Regions from separate parts of the Homo sapiens genome. Here regions 1 and 2 are each linked to region 3. The links are chromatin loops, found by intact Hi-C in ENCODE. Cell type or tissue: heart left ventricle. All regions are shown on one strand. Each heading gives the region's core, and the rest is flanking DNA. Links, peaks and the distances in the headings are about the cores only. Region 1 has its middle 130 kb from the start of ERVE-5. Region 2 has its middle 170 kb from the start of LINC00906. Region 3 has its middle 100 kb from the start of LINC00906.

Region 1 (8,383 bases), core at 262-8,261, 130 kb after region 3:
ATTATCACCTAAAGTTTATAATTTATATTAGGGTTCGGTCTTGATGTTGTACATTCTATAGGTTTTGACAAAGGTATACTGTAATTATATGTATCCAGTATTATAGCATCATACAAAAAATTTCACTACTCTAAAAATCCTCTCTACTCTGCCTATTCATCCCACTCTCTGCCCGTAACTCTCAGCAACCACTGATCTTTTTACTGTCTCCATAGTTTTGCCTTTTCCAGAATGACATGTAGTTGGAATTATACAGTATGCACACTCCATGATTCTACATATATGAAACCTAGTAAAGACAAATTTATAATGATAGCAGATCAATGTTTACCAGGGGCTGGAAACAGGGGTTTTAGGAGAAGGCGGTTGACTGGGAAGTGACACAAGGGACTCTTTTGGGATGATGAAAATATTTTATATCTTTGTTGTGGTGATGATTGTACAATTGTATATGTTTGTTGAAACTTTTAAAGTGTACACTTAAAGTGACTGCATTTTATTTATGTAAATTATAAGAATAAAGTTGATGTTAAAAAATAATAGAGATTTCCGCTCACTTTGCATTGTTTCCTCCAGTTGTAACATTTGAAAACTATAGTATAATATAGTATACATTAATATATACTATACTATAGTATATATATAATATACTATAATACAGTATAGCAGATACTATGTTGTGGCATAGTGTTATGCTGCCAAGGATACAGAGAAACTGGATCACTCCAACATTGCTGCTGGAAGTGTAAAATGGTACAACTACACTGAAAAGTAGTTTGTCACTTTCTTAACAAATAAAACCTGTAACTACCATGTGACCCACAACTGTTCTCCTGGGCATTTATCCCTGAGAAATGAAAATTATGCTCATTATACACTATAATATAGTATAATATAGTATCTATTATACCAGGATATTGACATTGATATAATCTACTGACCTTAATCCAATTTCCCTAATTTTGCTGTGCTCATTGTGTGTGTGGATTAAGTATTATATTATTTTAGAATCTGTATAAGTTCATGTCTTCAACACCACAGTTCAGATACTGGTCAGTTCCAGTATCACGAGGATCCCTTATGTTGTAATTTCATAAACACACCCTCCTTCTTTTTCTTCTTATCTACTCCCACCTCTTCCTCCCACTCTGGCTACCACTAATTACTCTTCTATTTCTAAAATTTTGTCATTTCAAAAATGTTATATAAATGGAATTATACAGTATGTAACCTTTTAGAAATGGCTTTTTTGCTCAGCAAAATTCACTGGAGAGTCGCCCAGTTTCTTATGTATAGCAATAGTTTGCTCTTCTTAATTGCTGAATATGGTGTGATGGTCAGTTTTAAGTGTCAATATGATTAAGCCATAGTACCCAGTTATTTAATTAAACACTAATATAGGTGTTGCTGTGAAGGTATTTTGTAGACATGGTTAACATCTATAATGAGTTGATTTTAAGTAAAAGATATTACTCTCAATAATGTCATGGGCCTCATATAAATAGTTGAAGGCCTTAATAGAAAAGACTAGTTTTCCAAAGAAAAAGAAATTTTGCCTCAAGACTTCAGCATCCACTCCTACCTGAGTTTTCAGTCTGCCTGTTTGGTCTACAAAGTTTAAAAATGCCAGCTCCTACAATTGTGTGAGCCAATTTCTAAAAATTTCCCCCTTCTCTCTCTCTCTCTCCCCCCACCCCCTCTATATATAATCTTTTTTTAAAATTTTATTATTATTATACTTTAAGTTTTAGGGTACATGTGCACAATGTGCAGGTTAGTTACATATGTATACATGTGCCATGCTGTTGTGCTGCACCCATTAACTCGTCATTTAGCATTAGGTATATCTCCTAAAGCTATCCCTCCCACCTCCCCCCACCCCACAACAGTCCCCAGAGTGTGATGTTCCCCTTCCTGTGTCCATGTGTTCTCATTGTTCAATTCCCACCTATGAGTGAGAATATGTGGTGTTCAGTTTTTGTTCTTGCGATAGTTTACTGAGAGTGATGATTTCCAATTTCATCTATGTCCCTACGAAGGACATGAACTCATCATGTTTTATGGCTGCATAGTATTCCATGGTGTATATGTGCCACATTTTCTTAATCCAGTCTATCATTGTTGGACATTTGGGTTGGTTCCAAGTCTTTGCTATTGTGAATAGTGCCGCAATAAACATACGTGTGCATGTGTCTTTATAGCAGCATGATTTATAGTCCTTTGGGTATATACCCAGTAAAGGGATGGCTGGGTCAAATGGTGTTTCTAGTTCTAGATCCCTGAGGAATCGCCACACTGACTTCCACAATGGTTGAACTAGTTTACAGTCCCACCAACATAATCTTATATTAATTCTCTTTCTCTGGAGAAGTCTAATTTATACACATGGCTTGAAGGCATCACAATTTGTCTGACAGTTCACCTATTGAAGGACGTCTGGGTTGTTTCCAGTTTAGGGCTATTATGACTAATGTTGCTATAAACATTAGTGTACAGGTGATTGTATAAACACAATTTTCATTTCTCAGGGATAAATGCCCAGGAATACAGTTATGTGTCTTATGGTACTTACATGTTTCATTTTTTTTAGAAAGCACCAAACTATTTTCCAGAGTGTTTGTACCATTTTACATTTCACCAGCAATGTTTGAGTAATCCAGTTTCTCTGTATCGCAGCATTATGCTACTTCTGCTAATTTTTATTCTAATCATTCTGATATGTGTGTAGTAATACCTCATTATGGTTTTAGTTATTTATTTGTTTGAGATAGAATCTCGCTGTGTCATCAAGGCTGGAGTGCAGTGGTGCGATCTCCGCTCACTGCAACCTCCGCCTCCCGGGTTCAAGTGATTCTCCTGCCTGAGCCTCCTGAGTAGCTGGGATTACAGGCGTGCACCACAATGCGCGGCTAATTTTTTCGTATTTTTATTAGAGATGGGGTTTCCCCCTTGTTGGCCAGGCTGGTCTTGTACTCCTGACCTCAGGTGATTCAGCAGCCTCAGCCTCCCAAAGTGCTGGGATTACAGGCGTGAGCCATCAGGTTTCATTTGTCATTTCCCTTATGTTAATGAAGTTGAACATTTTTCATGTACTTATTTGGCATCCTTATATCCTCTTCAGTGAAATGTCTATTTATGTTTTTTGCCTATTTGTCTTTCATTGTTTGTTGTTTTCAGAGTTCTGTGAGTGCTTTATATACTTTAGATAGTTGTCTTTGAGGGGTCACCGCTCTGGCTTGTCTGAACTCCATGTCTCCCATCCCTGTGTGAGTTGTGGTCATCGTTTAACTCTTGGCTCAGCCCATGCAGTTTCACCCTAGTAACATGTGGCTCAGTATTCAGAATCAGACTAGAGTGGCAACCTTCTAAACATTTCTCAAGCTCTTTTTGAAATCAGCTCTTTCTCTTGGTTCTTCTTTTTAAAAATTCCAGCCACTACTGTCTCTCCAAACTGATCTCTCTTTCCCTAACTCGGTGAGATGCTGTGCTCTGTTGAAACTCCCCCTTCCAGTTCTGCAGTCCAGAGGCGCCTGCAGGCAGAAAGCCAGGGGGATTACAGTACTCACAACTTTTGTTTGTCTTCTCTTAGGGATCACAGCCCTGCCGTGATCATTGTTTAAAAACTGTTGTTTCATATATTTTGTCTGGTTTTCTAGTTCCTTATAGTGGGAAGGTAAATTTAACTTCAGTTCCTCATCATAGCTAGAAGCAGACACACTGACCTGTGTTCTCTCCATAGGCCTGATAAAAACATAAACACTGGGTCGTGCAGGGCAGGACTTGGACTGAGAGGGCAGATCACTGGGCATTGGCACTTCTCTTCTTAACTTTCTTCAGAATTTTTCAGTTGTATCCTAGACTAGTTTCCTAGGATACATACATTCAGACATATGGAATTGAACACTTGACCTGCTTGTACAGGCTTGCAAAGACTAGAATATGAACATTAGTTTTACATGATGTGTACATACAAATTTTATATATAGTACTTTACAAAGTGTGCAAGATTTATTTTATTTTGAAAGTTTAAGCTGCCCTCTAGTGGAAAATACATGCCAAGATTTGGGCCTGGCTTTTCTTTGGTTTCGTTTTCATTATGGGAAGCCCTAGATACTCAAATCAGTAGCAGTGAGCTAGTATCTCTTCTCTCCCTGAAGCCGATGGGAGTTGTGGGCTACCTTTCTTTCTTATGGAAGGTGCTCAGGCCCACCCTGGGCCCATGTGGAGCTCTATACAGCTGCAGATAGAGAGACAAGCCTTACCCCAATGGGACCCCTCCTACAATCAGGGGCCCTCTTTCCCTTTCTCTGCTGTTCAGAATATGTGCTGTCTGTCTGGTCCATATTTGCTCTCTGAAATTGATTCACATGAATGTCCAATAATGACTTACAGTAGTACTTGTCTCCTAGGGAATCAAAGCCCTTAGCCACGCTGTTAGTTACCACCCGAAAGGCTGTTCCTGTTCTTAGGGAAGCTGTTGAGATATTTGCAGGCGGAAGAGGGTCACCAATACAATCAGCCTTCACTGACCCTGACTCGGGTAATGATGTCAATGTTGAATCTGCTTCCTGGAAGCATCTGGGCAGAAGCAGCCAGCATGGCCCCAGCCCTGGCTGCTAGACTCTAAACCCAAGTTATTCGGCTAATGACATTGTATTGTTATATATAAAAAGAACCATAGGCAAACCACTATCTGAAAGGTCCACTAGGGGTTAGAGACCATGTTGGTGATGAAAAGAGAATGCAAAGGAAGGAAGGAAGGAAGGGAAAACAAGCAGTAAATTAGAGAATCCGGTAATGATGAAGATGGCAGATGAGAGGCTTTCCGCATGCCACAGCCACAGGGAAATAGAAAAATAGTGCTTAAAGATCAACTCTGTGAATTTTCACTCAAGAAGGAAGACAGGAATTCACCAGACTAGTGAAGGACACACCAGACTCTGGGGAGGGAAAGACGCACAAGCAGCTTCCATGACAGCATTTGGCTGACCAGTGAGTAAAGCCCTTGTCTGCAAGGGTGGCAGCCTGTCTCCCTCTGTGTCTCATCCTTCTGCTAGGGGTCTGTGCAACCCAGGCCAAGACAGAGCACCCCTTTTTTCTCAAGCCCCGGAGCTAGCTTGGGGGAGGCTGAGAGATGGAGGGAGGGAAGACACTGGGAAAAGCTGCTGGCATTTTCCCAGACTTGGGACCGAGAGGATGATACTATTTTTAATCTGGGCTCATACCAAGGCAGTCATTGTGTGGCAACCTGGCAATAATGTCTTCTGCAGACATTTTAGTCTCAGGCCAGAGAGTAGACCATTTGCCCTGGAGCAGGGGAAGGGCCCCCACAGCCAGAATTGAGTGGTGAGTGTGGATACCACTCCAGGAGCAGGCAGTTAAATTAGACTCTCTTGTTACAGGGGGCTGCCGCAGGAGAAGTGCTGAAGAAGAGGTTTCTCCTTAGCAGGAGGACTTGCAGCCAAGGACAGCTTTATGATCTGGAACCAGTCAGTGTGTATCCTTGCTGGGTGCCCCAGTTTGCTCCCTTGATCAGCTGGCAAAGTGTGACCCACCAACTTTGAGGAGTGGAAGGGAGGCACCCTCCCCCTTACCTGCCCCGCACACCTGCGCTGGAGACCTAACCCTTGGTGAGGACAGCCTTTAAGGGAAGTAAGAACACAGCCTGTCAAAGCTTCCCTTGGGTCAAAGGAAATGGAAGCGCAGTGCCAACCACTGGAGGGGGTAACACCAAAGCCTACAAACAAACTTGGAGAGGAGGTCGTCTAATTGCCCCTGTTTCTCCTCAGTGCCTTGCTGTGGATGCAGCCATAGATCTTCCTGTTGGGTCCCGGGAAGCGTGGGCTGAAAGAGGCACTTCTCGAGCTTCTCAAGGGCCTCTACTTCTGCTGAAGAACAGCAGTGCTGGGGGAGGGTGCTCTCGTATGTCTCTATTGCCTCCACCCCTGCTGAGGGTGAGCACAGGCAAAGTGAGACCCTCCTGCTGGCTCTTGCCCTGAAGTGCCATCGACTTGACTGCAGTCTGAATTATAGCACCAAATGAAAACACATTGCTACACCAAGCAGTTTCCTAGAAAGCCACCATATGAATCTGTCTGCAACCAAGGAACCCAGGCCCTCTGATAGCTCTCAGACATAAAGCCAATTGATCATACACAACATAAACCACAGTCAAATTCTCAAAGGAAAAAACAATAAGAAATCAAAATGCCCCATCCAAATGGTAGCACATTTGAAAAATAAAGTGTCAACTTTCTCAGATGAGAAGAAATCAGCACAATAACTCCAGTAATACAAAAAGCCAGAGTGTTTTGTCACCTCCAAAGTATCTTACTAGCTCCCAAGAAGTGGATTCTAACCAAAAAGAAATGTCTGAAATGACAGAAATATAATTCAGAGTGTGAGTGGCAAAGAAACTCAACAAGATCTAAGAGAAAGTTGAAATCCAACACAAAGGAAACAGAAAAGTGATTCAGGATTTGAAAGACAACATAATTATGTTATGAAATAAACAGAACTTTTGGAATTGAAAATTTTAAAAATTCACTACAGGAACTTCAAAATACACTGAAAACCTTAGCAACAGGATAGACCAAGCAGATGAAAGAATCTCAGAGTTCAAAGATTGGTTCTTTGAATCAACCCCAACAAAAATAAAGACAAAAAATGTTTAATGAACAAAGCTTTTGAGAAACATGAGATTATGTAAAGCAATAAAAATCTAAGACATATTGGCACTCTTGAGAGAGAAGAAGAGAAAGTAAGCAGCTTGGAGAATATATTTGAGAATATAATTCAGGGAAGTTTCCCCAACTTTTCTGTAGAGGTCAACCTGCAGATATAAGAAATCCAGAGAACTCCTGCAAGATAACTATAAAAGACACCTATCCCCAAGGCGCGTAGTCAGACTATCCAAGGTCAGTGTGAAAGAAAAAAATCTTAAAGTCAGCTAAAGAAAAGGGTCATGTTAACTATGAGGGGAAACCCAGCAGATGAACAGCAGACTTCTCAGCAAAAACCTTGCAAGCCAGAATAGATTGAGGCCCATATTTAGCATCCTTAAAGAAAAGAAATGCCAGCCAAGAATTTTATATGCTGACAAACTAAGCTTCATAAAGCAGAAGTAAAGTCTTTCCCAGAAAAACAATAGCTGAGGGAATCTATCACCACCAGACCAGGCCTACAAGAGATGCTTAATGAAGTTCTAAACATGGAAATAAACTCACTACCAAACAAACAAGAACAACAAACAAACAAAAACAACTACTCACCAAAAAAAGCCCTGGACTACAGCTGAATTCTACCAGACACATAAAAAACAGCTAGTACCAATCCCACTGAAACTATTCAAACAAAATTGAAGAGGAGGGATTCTTTCCTAAAACATTCCATGAAACCAGTATCATCCTGATATCAAAATCTGGCAAAGACACAACCGAAAAATAAAATTACAGGCCAATATCCCTGATGAACATACATTCAAAAGTCCCCAACAGAATACTAGCAAACTAAATTTAGCAGCACATCAGAAACTTAGTTCACACATGATCAGATGGGCTTTACTTCTGGAATGCAAAGTTAGTTTAATGTATGCAAATTAATAAATGTGATTCAACTTATAAACAGAATTAAAAACAAAAACTATAGAATTATCTAATAGATGCAGAAAAAGCATTCGATAAAATCCAGCATTTGTTCATGATAAAAACCCTCAAATAACTAGTCATAAAAGGAACGTGCATCAAAATAATAAGAGCCATCTATGATAAAGCAACAGCCAACATCATATTGAATGGCCAAAAGCTGGGCCATTTCCCCTAGGAACTGGAACACAACAAGGATATTCAGTTTCACCACTTTTATTCAACACAGTACTGGATGTCCTAGCCAGAGCAATAAGGAAAGAGCAAGAAGTAAAAGGCATTAAAATAGGAAAAGAAGTAGTCATGTTTTCTCTCTTTACTGATTATATAATCCTGCACCTAAAAAAGCCCAAAGACTCCACCAAAAGCCCAAAGACTCTAGACCCAATAAATGACTTCAGTAAAGTTTCAGGACACAAAATCAACATACAAACATCAGTAACATATCTCTACACTAATAATGTTCAAGCCGATTACCAAGTAAAGACTGAAATCTTATTTACAATAGCCACACACAAAAAAATACCTAGTAATATATCTAACCAAGAAGGTGAAAGAGCTCTGCAAGGAGAATTACAAAACATTGCTGAAAGAAAGCATAAATGACACAAACAAATGGAAAACATTCCATACTCATGGATTGGAAAAGTGGATATCATTAAAATAGCCATACTTCCCAAAGCAGCCTACATGGTTGCAAAAAAAAAAAAAGAGAGAGAACATTTATCCACTGTTGGTAG
Region 2 (8,383 bases), core at 345-8,344, 71 kb after region 3:
GTGAATATTAACATTTATATGAGAAATATATTAATATATTAATATATTTGTATATTTGTATATTAGAAATATATTAATATATTAATATATTTCTCATATTTGTACATTAGAAATATATTAATATTACTATTACATTGTATTAATAATAATCATATTAATATTCCTCATAAAATTTTATATATGAAATATTTTTTCAATATCTCAAAATAACTTAAACAAAAGAATTCCATAAAGTGAAATATAAAATGATCTTTGTCACAATCCATCACTGTTTCCAGTGATGGATTCACCCCTAAGTGAATATTATTGACCATTCAAAGTTTGGTGTGAAGGTTTGTGGACTTTTATAATGTTTATATTTCTTTAACTTTACAATTTTTAGTCAAATGACAATATCTGCTGGGCCCTTTTACAATTTAATGCATATAAATCTTATTTAAATGGCTGTTTTATAACATGTTATGAATAAGGCATGCATTATTTAATTCAATGCTGCAAAGAATGTTTAGGTGTTCTTAAGGTAATATTGTTTCAAAGGACACAAAAATATCTGAATTATTTTTCAAACCAATTATTTTTAAACCAATTATTTCTCTATAAAATTAATTTAAAGGAGCTGTAGGTACAAAAAGGTAAAAAAAAAGAGACAGAGAAAAGTAACTTTATTATTAGATGAGGCTTTGACTCAGGTTTGAATAAACTAGAGATCTGGTCTGAATACTTTGGAAATCTCCTTTTTCTTGTGATAGTGGACTGAAGGAGTCCTGAGTCAAAGCCCCTTTATCTTGTTTCTCCTCCCTTCCCCAAGCATGATTCTTGAATATAATCGACCTCATGTCTGCACCTCCAACAGTGCCATAGGGAAAAAATTGTAAGACACAGAGTGTGAGGGTGAGAACAAGACTAACTCTCCAAGCCTCTTTGGTGGTGTTAATGCATAGAGAAAAGGAATAAAAACAATGAAACAAAGAGAAAAAGGAAAAAAGGAAGAGAGAGAGGAGGAGGAGGAGAGGGGAAAACCTGACTCCGGTGTAATTGGAATACTTTAAAATATTAATCTCTAGAAATAATTCCTTTATTCTGTCCTGAAATCTAACCAATCACATTAACTTTCAAGGTGGCAAAAATCAAAGACATGAGAAAAGAAAGGAGCACGGAGAATCCCCCTCTCCTTGAGGCTAGGTTACCATTCCAATAATTTTTAAATCCATCCCTTTCTCTCCCAACCCATAGGCTCTCCTACAAGCCAACATCATTCCTACAGCAACATCTCAAACTTTCTTTTCTCCATATTTAGTTTTTGAGAACCCATTGCCTAGCAGTGGTCTGAGGGGACTTATCCAAAATATCCTTTATGAAAATCTTTTGATAGCTTTCCATTTCCTATAGCAAAAATTTCAGCATAGACAAATCAGTCAAATGATACAGCACATTAAAAGAATGAAAGATAAAAACCACATGGTTATCTCAATAGACACAGAAAAAAACATTTGAAAAAATCTAACACTCCTGGCAAATTAGAAATAGAAGAAAATTTCCTCAATATAGTAGAGGCCATCTATGAGAAACTCACAGTTAACATAATAATCAGGGAAAACTAAAACTTTTCCTCTAAGGTCAGGAACAAGACAAGAATGCCCGCTGTCACCACTTCTTTTCAGCATGGTACTGGAAGTAGTAACGAGAGCAATTAGGCAAGAGAAAAAAAAAAAGAAAGAAACAAAAGACATCCATATCAGAGGACAAGCAGTAAAATTATCCCTGCAAATAGCAAGATCCTATACATAGAAAACAAATTCCCCAAAAAAATGTTAGAACTAATGAATAAATTCAGTAGTTTTAGGTACAACATCAACACAAAAATCAGTTGCACTTCTTTACATCATAATGACCTACCTGAAAAGCAGTCAAGAAAACTATCCAATTTAAATAGTATTTAAAAAAAAACACTTAGGAAGATATTTAACCAAGGGTTTGAAGGATCTAGACACTCAACACTATAAAATATTGATGAAACATACTGAAGACAAAAATAAAATATGTATCACATTCATGATTAATATTGTTAAAATTGCCATACTACCTACAGCAACATACAAATTCAATATAATTCCTATCAAAATTCCAATGACCTTTTTTTGAATAAATAAAAATAATTCTAAAATATGTGTGGAAACACAAAAAGCTCTAAACAGCCAAAGCACTCTTGAGAGAGAACAAAGTTGGAAGCAACACTCTTCCTGTTTTTAGATTATATTATTAAGCTATATTTATCAAACCAGCATGATACTGACATAAGAAAAGACATAGCAATCAATCGAACAGAATAAAGAGCCCATAAATAAACCCACACATTTAAGGTCAATTTATTTTAGACAAAGTTGCCTAGGAGACACAATGGAAAAAGGATAGTCTCTTCAATAAACGATGTTTGGAAAACTGGATATTCACATGCAAGAATAAAAAAAGAGAAGAAGAAATAAAAGGAAAAAAAAGGAAGGTAGGAGGAAGAAAAAGAAATTAGACTGTTTATTTTACGCCATATACAAAAATCAATTTGAAATGGATTAAAGGTTTAAGTGTAGGATCTGAAACTGTAAAACTCCTAGAAGAAAACAGGGAAAGGCTCCTTGACATTTGTCTTGGCAAAGATTTTTTGTATATACCACAAAGCACGGGCAAAAAAATAAAAAATAGACAAATGGTATGATATCAAACTAAAAAGCTTCTGCACAGCAAAGGACGCAATCAACAAGATGAAAAGGTAACCCACAGAATAGGAGAAATATTTACAAACCATAATCTAATGAGAGGTTAGTATTCAAAATATATATGGTACTCAACCTAATAGCAAACAAACAAACAAACAAAAAACACCCAAATAAAAACAGGTATATCTTCCGAATAGGCATTTTTTTCAAGAAAATTAAAAAATCAGTAACAGGTATAAATACACAAAGATGCTTGACATCACTATCAGGGAAATTCAAATCAAAACCACAATGAGATACCATCTCACTTCTGTTACAATGGCTATTACTAAAAATAGTCACCAACACCTCACAAGAGAGAACAACTGTTGCAGAGCATGTAGAGAAAGGGAAGTCCTTGTACACTGTTGGTGGGAATGTAAACTGGTGCAGACATATGAACTAACATACAGAGGTTCCTCAAAAAGTTAAAAATACAACTCACTTCTGAGTATGTGTCTGAAGGAAAGGAAATCGGTATCTTAAAGAGATAATCTGCACTTTATGTTTATTACGCCATTATTTAAACTAGCCAAGACACAGAAACAACCTATCAGTCCACAGAGGGATGACTGGATACAGAAAATGCGGAATATATATTTAATGAAATATATTCAGCCAGAGGAAGGCAGAAACCGCCACCTGTGACCTTGTGTCTGACCTGGAGGTCGTCATGCTAAGAAAAATGATCCCGACAGAGAAAGGTAAACCCAGGATTGTGTCACTTAACTGTGGACTCCAGGGAGCGCGCCCCACGCTCCGCCGCCGGCGCCGCCCACTCGCGAGTCGGGGAGGGTTCCGGAAGCGCCCCATCTGCCCCACCCTCCGGCTCCTACGTGCGTGCGCCCAGCGCGTGTCGCCCCGCAGCTGTTCGGCGCCCACCAGTACTGGGGAGGCAGAGGCTGGGCCGCAGCCCCGCGCGTGGGCGCCATCTCTCAGCAGCCGCATCTAGGCCGAGCCGGGCACCACGCGAGGCAGCGCGGAGGAGGCCCCCACGGCGGCTGGCCGAGGACACGGAGCCGGCCTCTGCGTGCCAGAGAAGAGGCTGCTCGCGCGCGCCCGGGGCCACCCGCTGCCCCACGGCTGCGCGAGGAATGAGCAGGCGCCGACCCCGGGCTCTCGGAGCAAGGGTCTCTGCTCGGCTCCTTCCCACGCTGCGGAGCGCGGGGCTCGGCCGGGCGCGGCGGGGTCGGTGGCAACTCGCTCGGGAGCAGGCACCTGGTGAACTGACCAGCCGCAGGGGCCGCCGCGCCTCCCTTGCCTGCGCGCCCAGCTTCTCGGGGGCCGCGGAGGAGGAGGAAGGTGCGTCCGGACAGGCGAGTGCGGCGGCGACAGCGACAGCGGCTGGCCGGGCTCAGGTACGTTGGACGTGACTGCCCGGAGGCAGCCTCGGAGCTCTGCCCGTCCCGGGAGCCTGCCTGGCAGCGTCGGGAAGCGCGGGCGGCTGGTCCCTTCTTGCTCCTTCCCCCAGCGCCTCTGCCTTGGCCTCCGGGAGGCCGGAAACCTTCCTCCCTGTTTTGAGATTTCGGTGGAGACCCTTATTTTTTCCACCACTAAGGTTAAGAGATTCTGGAATGGAAGGACCAGAGATGGTGAACCTTCTGCAATTCTCAGAGTTAGCCAGACTCCCTTTTGGGGCAGAAGACCACCCTTGAGCACCTCCCCAAGGGGCAGCTCCTTTGCAGTGTGACTTCTCTGATCTACCCCTAGGAATGAAGAGTCTTCTGATAACCCGATAGGGCCCTGAAAGTCAAAGGGCAAACGAGATCTCGCAGGACATAAGCTTGTGATCGTTTAAGGGGGTGGGGGGGGGGTCACTCACGTTTCTGAATGGAATTGGAGGAGCGTCAAAGAGGTGCCTGTGAAGAAGCGCAGCAGTCCTTCAAGTGGAGCAAAATTGAGTTTTCCCATTTTTGCCAAGATTTTGAAGACAGTTCAATGTATCGTGCATTTGCTGTAAGCTTCAAGAGCATAAACGATGACTACCCCAGCCCTGCTGCCCTCTCCAGACGTGGGATCCCACCTCTGAACCTGGGGCCGCCCTCCCCACATCACAGCACTACCTTGAGACTTTCTGAGAAGACACTTATTTTTAATGCCTTCATCACCCTGTGTTTGGGGGCATTCTTTTTTCTTCTAGGCTTCTCAAAACACAAACGCTTTGATCTGGGTTTAGACGATGTGTTAATTCCTCATGTAGTAGCTGGCAAAGGGGCTAAAAACCCTGAAGTCTTCCTGATCTATGCACCCAATTAACATACACACAGAGAAGAAGAAGAAGAACCTCTGAGAAATAAAGTTCGAGCTAATCATGACAAGTCCCTGGAAGAGACAAAAGAAAAATTGAGAAAGTCAAGCAGCCTGGGTGCTGTGGCTCACACCTGTAATCCCAACACTTTGGGAGGCCAAGTCAGGAGGATGGCTTTCATCTAGGAGTTTGAGACCAGCCTGGGCAACATGATGAGACCTTGTCTCCACAAAAAATCAACAACCAGCCAGGCCTGGTAGTGCCCTTTTGTAATCCCAGCTATTCTGGGGTCTAAGGTGGGAGGATTGCTTGAGCCTGGGAGGTGGAGGCTGCAGTGAGCCCTGATGGCACTGCAACACTCAGCCAGGGTGACAGAGTGAGACCACATCTCAAAAAAAGGAAAGAAAAGAAAAGTCAAGCAAGGAAATCCAAGCAGAAATTCAGATAGAGAAAAATAGGGTCCAAGAAATGAAGACAGAGAACAAGCCACTGCCACCAGTCCTTATTCCAAACTTTGTAGGCATGAATGGTGGAGACCTGGAAGACAACATAAAAAAGAAAAGGGAAAAAAATTAAAGCATGAAACATGCCTAGGATAATTATAGGACATACAGTTGGGGGCATAATGAACTCAGACCTATTAAAAGGAAAGGATGTGCCACTAACATTTGAAAATTCACAAATGGGTGCTACCGTTGTAGATGCTTTGGATACCCTTTATATCTTGGGACTTCATGCTGAATTCCTAGATGTGCAAAGATTGTTTAAAGACAACCTTGAGGTCAGTGTGAATTCAGAGATGTTTGTGTTTGACGTCAACATTCAGTTTATTGAAGGCCTACTTGCAGCATATCACCTTTCAGGAAAGGAGATATTCAAGATTAAAGCTGTGCAACTGGCTAAGAAATTCCTTCCTGCCTTTCACACATGTACTGGGATTCCCTGGACAATGGTACATTTGCAGAGTGGAGTAGGGTGCAGCTGAAGCTAGGGGCCTGCATGTAGCAGCATTCTGGCTGAATCTGGTACACTGCACATGGAGTTCATCCACCTCAGCTACTTGACAGAAGACCTGGTTTACTACAACAAGGTCATGTACATGCGGAAACTGCTTCAGAAAATGGATTGTCCAAACGGTCTTTATCCAAATTAAACCCAAGAACAGGGTGCTGGGGTCGGTATCACACATCATTTGGTGATCGGGAGACAGTTTTTATGACTACTTACTGAGAGCACGTTTGATGTCAGATAAAACAGACCATGAATGGAGAAAGATGTGTGGTGATGCTCTTGAGGCTGCAAAAAAACAAGAACTCCCATGGATGTCTTAATCTTTAGTAAAGAATGGATCAGTGGGCACTTGGAAAACAAGATGGGGCATCTGGCCTGCTTTGCTGGGGTAATGTTTGCACTAGGAGAAGATGGTTCCAGAACAGATAAGTCTGTCATTATTTAGAGCTGGGGTGGAAATTGCATATACATGTCATGAGTCATATGACAGACTGCATTAAAGCTAGGTCCTGAGTCAGTCAAGTTTGATGGTGCAGTGGAGGTTGTGGCTGTCAGGCTGAAAAGTATTATATCCTGTGTCCAGAAGTAATTGAAACCGTTGGTACCTACGGTGATTCTCTCACAATCCAAAATACAGGCAGTGGGGCAGGGAACAGCACTGGCCATTGAAAAGTATTGCTGAGTCAGTGGTGGATTTTCTGGAGTCAAAGATGTACATTTCTCTACTCCTACACATGGTGATGTAGAGCAGGGTGTCTTTCTTGCTGAAACACTTAAAATATTTGTATGTGCTGTTCTCCAGTGGTGACCTTTTACCTTTAGACTACTAGGTGTTTAATACAGAGGCTCACCCTCTGCCTGTGTTACATTTAGCCAACACCACACTTTCAGGTAATTCTGCTGTTGGATAAAAGCAGTTCCGAGGACCAGGACCAGTCTCACCTGTTTTGTTTTACGTGGACCACTATAGAATGTAGTCTGAAAACCTAGACCTCTAAGTCAACATGATAGTGGTCATATAAGAATGATGTGTGTTACAGCAAAGATCGCAATTACTTTTACACCACCAAGTACTCTACAAACCATATATATTTTAAATATATGTATATATATATATATATAACTATATAAAACTCTATATAACTCTATGTATATAGAGAGTTATATAGAGAGTTTTATATTTAGAGAGAGTTACATATATTTATACACACACACACACACACACACACACACACACACACACACACACACACACACACATATATATGGTTTGTAGAGCTCTGAAGTCTGGAGGCTAGACTTCCTAAGAGAAAGCCAAGAATATAGAGCACATTGCAGGAGTTAAGAATGGCCTTTGGAACCTATTATATATTCCTACAGTGGAGCAACTGTCAAATATTCCACATTGTCTCATTTTTCTCCATTTTAGTAATGTAATGAACTAAGATAAAGAAAAAATATAGTATAACTGCATCAGTGACAAGAAGACTCAAAAAACAAACAGAAGTGCCAATCCATGTCTGAATTTTCAAGTTCCCTATTGGATGACCAGACTGGCAACCATTTCAAATCCTGTTTAATCGGTTTAAATAAAATCTATTTCATTTAAATTTCATGGTTAAGTTTAGTTTCTTCTAGGGGCATGATCTCACAAAAAATACTCTTTAAGTCTTTGTCTTCATATGAAATCATTAAAACTGCTATTTGTCATAACCACTACCTATAAGCCTGAGTTTGAGACTTAATTCAGGTGGTTCAGTCAGTGGTGGTAGCATGACAAAAAGTGCGGAAAAATGCCACAGTTTGTTGCCTTGAAACCTGTTCTAAAAGAAATTCTTGGTTTTGCTGGTAGGAGATTATTTTTCTGAACTAATAAATCTACCGAGCAAGTTTTATCCACTTAAATCTCATAATAACGTTAGGAGAGTCATCCAACTCACAACTTTATTTATGTGACTTGGCAAAATTCACGATACTATTATGTAGCTCTGAATTTGTCTTGATAAGCTAAATTACTTTTACAACTCATTAAAGCAAAAACAAAACACAGTGCAACTTTCTTAAATATTCTATCTGGGATGATATCCTTTATTATCTTATCAGGTGAGTGTGCCATTCACAAATATTTTATGTTTTTAAAATTTTTTCTATTGATCTTTATAGAAATCAAAATAATTAGAATAGCTTCAAAATCGTTTTCAGTGATAAAAGTGTTGAAGTAAGTATCTCAGGGATTTTCTCTTACCATCAGTAGGTTTTGCATTGTTATTTCTTTTTAAAGAAATTACTAATTCTTTATATTTTGGCAAAAAAAATTATCAGTAACTATGGTGTAAGATAAATATCTAATGCTCACGCATTTTCTGTCACATAA
Region 3 (8,383 bases), core at 167-8,166:
CTGTTACCCGAGCCAGGACCTGAGATATTAAGGGAGGGAGCATTTCATGAAGAGAGAGGAGGCCACCAAATAATTGTAGGAAAAAGTCCCTGAGAGTGAGGTGTGGTGGGGACAGGGGGAAGTGGTGCTTTAGAAAGGGCAGGTCAAGGCCCCTCACTTAAGTATGCAGATCAGATTTCCCTTCCTCCTGCTGTTTTAATCTAGGACGGTTTCTGGCTTTAAGTGGTTAAATGTTCCTTTAAATTGGTTTATCCTTGTGTTTAACAGTATTTTGGCAACCAGCACATAGATCTCTATTTTTTGGTTTAAGAAACTAGGGATACAAAAAAAAATTATTAAAAACTAATATAATAGGCCCCAAATGCCAAAGACCATTTTATTTAATTTTTAATTTAAGAAAAAGAATTTCAACTTTTATTTTAGATTAAGGGGCGCAGGTGCAGGTTTGTTACATGGGTATACTACACGATGCTGAGGTTTGCGCCACAAATGATCCCATCACCCACATAGTGAGCATAGTACCCAGTGGATGATTTTTCAGCCCCCTCTCTTCCTGCCCCATCTAGTAGTTCCCAGTGTCTGTTGCTCTCATCTTTATGACCATGTGGGCCCAATGTTTAGCTCCCACTTATAAGTGAAAATATGTGATATTTGGTTTTCTGTTTCTGTGTTAATTCGCTTAGGATAATGGCATCCATCTCCATCCATGTTACAGCAGAGGACATAATCTCATTCTTTTTTATGGCTGCATAGTATTTCACGGCATATATGTCCCACACTGTCTTTATCCAGTTTACCATAGATTGATTCCATGTCTTTGTTATTGTGAACAGTGCTTCAGTGAACACATGAATGCATGTGTCTTTTTGATAAAATGAATCATTTCCCTTTGGGTATATACCCAGTGGCGGGATTGCTGGGTCGAGTGGTATTTCTGTCTTTAGTTTCCAAAGACCACCTTGAATCCCACTTGAGTTATTTTATTTTCAGCTTATCTTAAAACCTAAAGGTATTAGTTTGTTCTCCTGTTGCTATAAAGAAATAACTGAGACTGGGTAATTTGCTTTTGAACGGAGTCTTACTTTATTGCCCAGGCTGGAGTGCAGTGGCATAATCTTGGCTCACTGCAACCTCCGCCCCCTGGGATGAAGCCATTCTCCTGCCTCAGCCTCCCGAGTAGCTGGGACTACAGGCATGTGCCACCATGCCTGGCTAATTTTTGCATTTTTAGTACAGACGGGGTTTTGCCATGTTGGCCAGGCTGGTCTCAAACTCCTGACCTCAAGTGATCACACCACTGCACTCCAGCCTGAGCAACAGAGCAAGACCTTGCCTCATTAATAATAATGATAATACAGAATATCTATGGAGAAAGACGGCCATCCAGAGAGGGGAACCATACAGTCTGCTGCCCAGGACCAGGGCAAAAAGGAAGGGCTCTTATGAACCAGACCAACTGCCTTCAGTCTCTACCCAGGGAGGGTGAGCCATTGATCCAGCCATACAGCTCATTAGAGGCAGGACTAAGGCATAAGCAGGACCCCTGTATCCTGAGCTGGTATTCCCCTTTCTACCACAGGGCCCTGGCAGACAGTTTTTACTCCTGCCATGAAGCTCTGGAGCCAGAGAGAGATGAGGAGTCCCCTGCTTGTCCTGGGGCAGGAAAGAGAGAGGCAAAATCCTGAGAGCTCTTACCCAGAGGTGGAGTCCTGGACTCACAGTCAAGGTCTGGGCCCCATGCACCACGTGGGTCCTAGTTAAAGGGTGGTTGTAGCAGATGCCACCAGAGTCCTCCCGTCTTCCCACAGGACTCCTCATTCCGGTGCTCTCTGCTCTGACTTCCAACAGCCAGGACCTGCGTTCTTTGGCCTGAAGCCTTTCTCTGGCTGTTAGGATGCTACCAGGTTTGAAGTGATTGAGAATCAGCACCCTTAGGAGTAGCCTAAAAATGACCTACAGGGGCCAGTGGAGAAATACCCCAGCTCGCTGGCCCGTCAACTGGGAAAACTCTGTGTGCCCTCCCAGAGTTCCCCACGGGATTCAGCTCCACCCGCCCATGGTGGTGGCTGGCTCCATAGCTGCACCTGACTGGTGGTTTTCCCTTTTCTTCCTAATTTCATCTAAATAAACTACTTGCCCTCAAATCTTCATCTCCAGATCTGCTTCTGGGGAACCTCCACTCAGATCCTCTTACGTATACAAGAGGATGGAGGCTCCTAAACCTGTCTCTTGGTGTGCTCTGATGATAGCTGTTCCAACCACGAGAAAGTCAGAGTTAACTTAACAGATGTTTATTGAGCACCTAGCATCCGTCAGTCACTTTATCAAATGCAGAAAGAGCCAGACGGGAAAGCGTGACACAAGGTTAGTCCTCTCAGGAGACATTCTAGCTGAGACTGTGTGGCTTAAGCACCTCAAAGGTAAAAAAAACTGCCTAACGAAGAAAATATGGCAAGGGCATTTGTCAAGGAAAAATCAAAGTTCTCTTTTCCTCTACTCTCACACTCAATGCAGACCACTTCGGTGGCCAGATGCATGGGTGTCCTCCCACACACCGAGCAATTCTCCAGCAGACACCAACTGGGTGTCCTGTATTTTAATTCTATGCTGACTCCTTCTACCTGGAGTTAGACTCAGATCCCACAGTCTAAGGGCTCAGTCTCAGAAGGCTGCCCCCACTTCAGATACCAATTACAAGTAGTAAGTTGCCATCTATGCGTCTGACCCATCAGCTGTAAGTTGGGATTCCCACCACTCCCTTGGGTTTGCTTAATTTGCTAGGATGGCTCACAGAACTCACGGAAGCATGTTTACCATTTTATTATAAAGGATGTCATCATGGACACAGATGGACAGCCAGAGGAGGAGAGTCACAAGGTAAGGTTTGGGGTGGAGCCTCCATGCCCTTTCTGGGTGTGCCCCCCTCTCAGCACCTCCAAGGGTTCAGCAACCCAGAAGTTCATCAAATCTTGTTGCTGAAGAGTTTTTACAGAGCCTAGTTTCCAGCCTGCCCCCTACTCCTTCCCAGAGGTCTTCAAGGGGCTGAGAGTTCAACTCATTTGGCCTATCTGGGGACCAGCCCCATCCTGAGAAGATCTAGGGGCCCTAGAAGTCCTTCATTAGCATAAATTCAGGTGTCATGGAAAGGGGCTGATTATGAAAAAGAAAAGATGCACCTATCACTCAGAAATTTTCAAGGGTCTTAGGAGCTCTAAGACAAGAACTGGAAAAAGATCACAAGTAGATTTCTTGTTACACCACAGCATTCACAATGTTAGTGTCCACTCACTTATACCACAGCATTCATTACATTAGTGTTCACTCACCACAGCATTCATCACATTTGTGTTCACTCACTTATTACCTATTAATGTGTAGATTTAACGAGCATTGGACTAGGCCACAGAGGCTCAGAAATAAATGACAAGGCGTGGGTCTTGCTGGGGTTCCTGAGGATGTGAGAAGCAGATGCACAGCCCTGGCATGGGAGTTGGGGTCTTGGGGAAGGCAAGTCCAAGCAGAGCCTGCGGGAACCCCGAGGGGCAACATGGATTTCTGGGGACAGGGAGCAGTAGGTTAATGTTTTTCCCTCTGTGATGTTTGTTTGCTTCATGAATTAGGACTAATCTTTATAAAACCTCTGCAAAGGCTTCCGTGGTCCTGTGAAAATCACCCACCATGGTTATGAAGCTTCCAGGAAAACTCACATGCACACAAACTCAATTTTAAACTATTAAAATGAGAATTAATGAGATAATATGTGTGAAATGCAAAGTGGTCTAGGTTGTATAAATTCAGGGAATAATTATGACTGTCATTCCTAATGCATCCATTCGTATGTTTGTAATTGCTCAATTCTTCAACGTTCTTCAGAGTTTTAATTTTTTTTTGTTTTTTTTTTTTACGTCCTGCACGCTCCTCTTCTCATCCCAGTATGAAACCAGCAGACTCATTTTACAACCTTGTTTTGGCAGAGGAGGCCCAAGAGCCTGGCCTCTTTCCCAAGCCGCCACAAAGATATCAGCTTTGGAAATGTGCCCAAAGCTCGTAGCTGGAATGACCTGCACGGAGTCCTAGGAAATAAGCAGGCTTGGACCCAACCCAGCCAGAAGGTCATTCCCCACCCGCTGGTCTCCCCGCCGTGCTTTGGAGCCACAGTCACCTCCAGAGTGTCTTGGTTGCTACCACTATTCTGACCCCAGTTTTTTGTTTTTGTTTTAAAGCCCTTAAGGAGGCACAGCTCTCCCCAGAAGGGCTAATTCCTTGTCTCACAGCAAGACAATTTGTATGAATTTTCACTAAATCTCACCATGGCCTTGACTCCCCACCAGGAAGGGCAACTTTATTTCCCAGTTTCCAGGCTCTGGAAGGCTGTGGATGCCACCAGTATCTCTTTTGTTTTTAAACACCATGTGAGGGTGGTGGGGATTTACAGGGACCACATCTCAAGTACTTGAAACTTGTAAAGGTTCTTTTTATAAATGATTCTTTATCTGGTGACTGTTTGCATTGTGGTTTCTAAATTTGGAGTCCCTTGCATTGTTGCTCACTGCATTTTTAATTGACAGATTTTTGTTGGCCGTCTATTGTGCCCTCAGCTCTCGTTACTCATGCACAGATGTAGAGAGTAGGTGTTTGCTTTGAGGAGTTTAGACTCTTGCAGGGGAGAGCCTGTGTGACGCACCTGTCTGTCTCTCCCTCATAGCAGTGAATCATGTGCTGCCTTGATTTAAGTGCCTGTCTCGTCTGTGAGCTGCCCAGGGACGAGGGCCGTACCATTCTGTTTCTGCGCCTAGCCCACTGCCTGACGCAGAGCTCACACTCCAGAGATATGGGCCAAATGGATGGGGAAAGGTGTCTGTGGTGTTATGTGGGCACTTTCTCTGGGGCACAGCACCACGTACTGGGTGTGCAGTTTGGGGTGGAGTGCAGCCCGGCAGCTGGGAATTGGCAGCACTGATCACAGCCATTCCCCCAAGCCCCCCACCTGTATTCCCTGTTGCCTCAACCTGTTAGGTAAGCAGTGGTGCCATGGCTTTTCCCAGAATGCTCTGAGGGAGGAAACACATCCCTGTATAATTCTCTCCTTTCGAAATTAGCTGTTTTCAAGGCAGCATTGTTTGTCAACTGCAAGAAATCGGGCAGGAGGGCTTATCACTCAGAGCTATTTTTCAGGCTGAAGGACACAGCCAAACAGCATCCCCAGAGCCGGCAGCGCACTGTGAAAGGAGCCATGGCTGCCATCAACTCCAGGCACTCACAGTGCCTGATGACGGTCTGGCCTGGTTCATGAGGCAGGAGGCTCAGGGCTTCCCAGGGGGTTGGGAATGCCCTTTGCAGGTTCCCATTGTGCGCCATGCACCATGCCAAGTACCCTCCACCTGCATCATCCACCACTTTCAGGGCCTGCTGAGGTAAGGCAAGAGTGCTGCCCTGGGTGTGAAATGTAAGGAGACCCTCACTCTTAGGCTCCTGCAAGTGCAGGGCTGGCTACTGTCAGTTTTTGTGCCCCAGGCACCTCTCTTGCCTCACCTTAGCATCTCCCCTTCCAGAAAACATCCCTGCAAGGTAGATATGATTATACTCATTTACTAATGAGGAAATGAGCTTTGGAGAGTGGCTTAGTTTATCCAAGGACACAAAGGTCGCAGAGCCTGGAGTTAGCCTCCCAGCCCTACGTCCCTAACCACTGTACAACCCAAGGTCATTCTGCAGGTGCATGATGGAGCTCATGATGGCCTCATGTTGCCTTGCCGAAACAGCACAGATGCCACGTGAATGGGGCACTGCCCTGGCAATTGTAGAAAGTAGGTGTTTGCTTTGAGGAGTTCAGACTCTGGCAGGGAAGCCTGTGTGATGTACCTGTCTTTCTGGGCCCTGAGAAGACCTGAGTGTCCAAGGCCCCTCTCCACTCATGAGGCTTCTGGCCCAGGCTCATGCAGCTCTGGTTTTTTGGCTGATTTCCTGCCACACGGGTGCCATGCACTCTAGGCAGAGGCTGTCCACACTGAACCTGCAGACAGTTTAGCCCCAAAGAGCAGGCTTCTAGAGCTACATAGCTTCCTCAAATCCCAGGATCTCACTGCCTCACTGAATGGCTGAGGCAAATTCCTTAATCTCTCTGTACTTCAGTTTCCCCATCTAGAAAATGTGTCCTAGGTCACATGTTATGGAGGTTATGTGTATGACAGCAGGGAATTTCCTTATTCACTCATTTGCTACTATTTAAGTTTGACAACTTCTTGAAAAGTTTTTCCTGCCCAGTGCACTGACGAAACCATTCACCAAGACCATGGTGTTGCAGTAAAAACAGCTTAATAGACATGAGGCCAGCCACATGGAAGAGAGAGTTATCACTTAAATCAGTCTCCCTGAAGGCTTGTGGAGGTTAGAGTTTTTCAAGACTAGTTCGATGAGCAGAGGAGGGAAGGAGGAATGTTGATTGGTTGAAAATGAAATCATAGGGGTGTGAAAAACAATCCTCATGCACTGAGTTCACCTCTGGGTGGGGCCACAGGACCAGCTGAGTCATGAGTCTGAGGTGTGGGTGGTAGGGTCAGTTGGTTGCCAAAATTGCAAACGTCTAAAAAGACATCTCAAAAGGGTTGTACAGTGGATAGGGTCATAGGACTGGGAACCTAATTTTGTGTCTTTGGGTGAGCTAAGCCACTCTCCAAAGCTCATCCTCTCATCAGCAAATGAGCATAATCATTTCTACCTTGCAGGGTTGTTTCCTACAGAAGAGGAGATGCTAAGGTGAGGCAAGAGAAGTGCCCAGGGCACAAAAAAGACAACTTATTGGGAAGGTCCAATAGGAATTCACTTACACCTCCCACCTTTGTAGTTCTGCTATTCACTGTACTGTGTGGTAGACGTAGCATGTTGCCGCTGAATACTAGCATTGCTTTTGGAAAATTAAAATGCCCATCATCTCTTAATGCACTAGAAATAGGAAATTAGGAACACAAGTCCAAGCTTAAAATTTTAGTACTTCTCCATGCAGACTAGTGCACATGTGAAATGGCATTCAGTTTGTCTAGATAGTGATGCAGAGCGTTGGAGCATTCATAATTGACTATATTCTCCAGAAAGTCTAGTGAAAATGTTATGCCCTAAGTAACAGCAGAGTAACATGAAAACAGAGTTATTAAAAAGTGCCAGGCACTCTTGGTGCCTCCTCGGAGAGTTGTCAGGGTTATTTAGGTTGCTATATGTGGAAATGCTTCCAAGAACGCCTGGCACTTTCTTACTACTATGTTTGTTCTTCTTACTATTTGGCAAATAGACATATTCAACACACACAGTGTTAAGAATGTGAACTAATTATCAATATTTACGAATCCAAGGAACTTATGTAATCACATGGATTTCCAGCTTCTATGAGAAGTCAGAAGTTTTGCCAGTGCTGGGTTGACATGTCCGAGTTGTCGGCAAGCTTCCTCCTGCTGCCAGGGTCTTCCTCCCAGATGCTCAGGTCCTGCTCGTCCATGCCACTCACCTGGTCCCACACAGCATGTGAGTCTGCACCTCCTGATTTAGTGTTTGCTGCACACCTGGCATAGGAGCCAGCAAGATGCAGTCGCTACTTCTGAGTTGAAGCAACGGAAAAAAAAAATTCAGGCTAGGATATGAGTCTGGAGAGTGTGACCTGGAGTGAGAGCCTTGCGAGGAGGCTATACACTCTGGGCTGAGACTGGATGGACGCCCTTCGTCTAGCGTGTCTTCTGACTGTGGAAATCATAGGTCTCCGCTGAAAGCTTTAGTCAAGGGAATGTTGCCAGCTTGAAGGGGTAGCCTACGCTCTGATCTGTCCTCACCTGTTAACTTACAGCACTTGAAACTATCCAGGTACTTGGTCACACCTTTCTGGTCATCTCTCAAGGACAGATCATGCAAAGGACACAAAAAAGATGTCCAGCCTGGTCATTTGGCACCAGCAAGCTAAGCTCCTCCCCAGGGACACAAGGTCCTGCCAGGCTGACCCCTGCCCACCCTCCTGACCTTACTTCCTGGTTACTTTCACCCTGCCCCCAGGCCTCAGCCATACTGTTCCTCCCCTGTTCCAGGAAGTTTCAATTCTTTTTCCCTCTCCCTGGCTCACTCTCCCCTGCACCCCCTTCTCATGGCTGCCTCATTCTCAGCTAAAATGTCCCCTCCTTGAACTGTTCCTGAACCCCAGTTCCTGTAACCACCTCTGCAAAGAATATGACCATCAGAGAAACAGTATGGCTGACTCCATCTTGCTTCTCATCTGCAGCCTGTCCTCGCTCATTCCTGGGCATAGGCCAGGCTAACCATGGAAAGAATGTAGTTGATAGTTTAAAACAAGGATGATAATAACCTTTCTTAAAACGAAGCCACCTTTAAAAAAATAAAAGCCCAC

Evidence for each region. Peaks named below come from ENCODE experiments on the same cell type or tissue, not always from the same donor. Only the 100,000 strongest peaks of a DNase experiment are listed, where the experiment ranks them.
Region 1: it touches region 3 in a loop (4-fold over the local background); 71 of 110 quality-filtered maps call a loop at or near these places.
Region 2: a loop joins it to region 3, with 2.4 times the contacts of the local background. A loop is called at or near these places in 3 of 110 quality-filtered maps.

Annotation. Positions count from the first base shown.
Region 1 is chr19:28,732,872-28,741,254 of GRCh38, reverse strand. No RefSeq gene overlaps it. Among named protein-coding and RNA genes, the nearest start is that of ERVE-5, 130 kb to the right of the region's middle. In heart left ventricle, for the core only: CTCF peaks have their summits at 3,848 and 4,047 (motif pointing left); no DNase peak of the experiment used is centred there; H3K4me3 peaks cover 234 bases.
Region 2 is chr19:28,789,217-28,797,599 of GRCh38, reverse strand. It overlaps the pseudogene MAN1A2P1. Among named protein-coding and RNA genes, the nearest start is that of LINC00906, 170 kb to the left of the region's middle. In heart left ventricle, for the core only: no CTCF peak of the experiment used is centred there; no DNase peak of the experiment used is centred there; H3K4me3 peaks cover 1,279 bases; H3K27me3 peaks cover 1,992 bases.
Region 3 is chr19:28,860,519-28,868,901 of GRCh38, reverse strand. No RefSeq gene overlaps it. Among named protein-coding and RNA genes, the nearest start is that of LINC00906, 100 kb to the left of the region's middle. In heart left ventricle, for the core only: no CTCF peak of the experiment used is centred there; a DNase peak (open chromatin) is centred at 4,081; H3K27ac peaks cover 542 bases.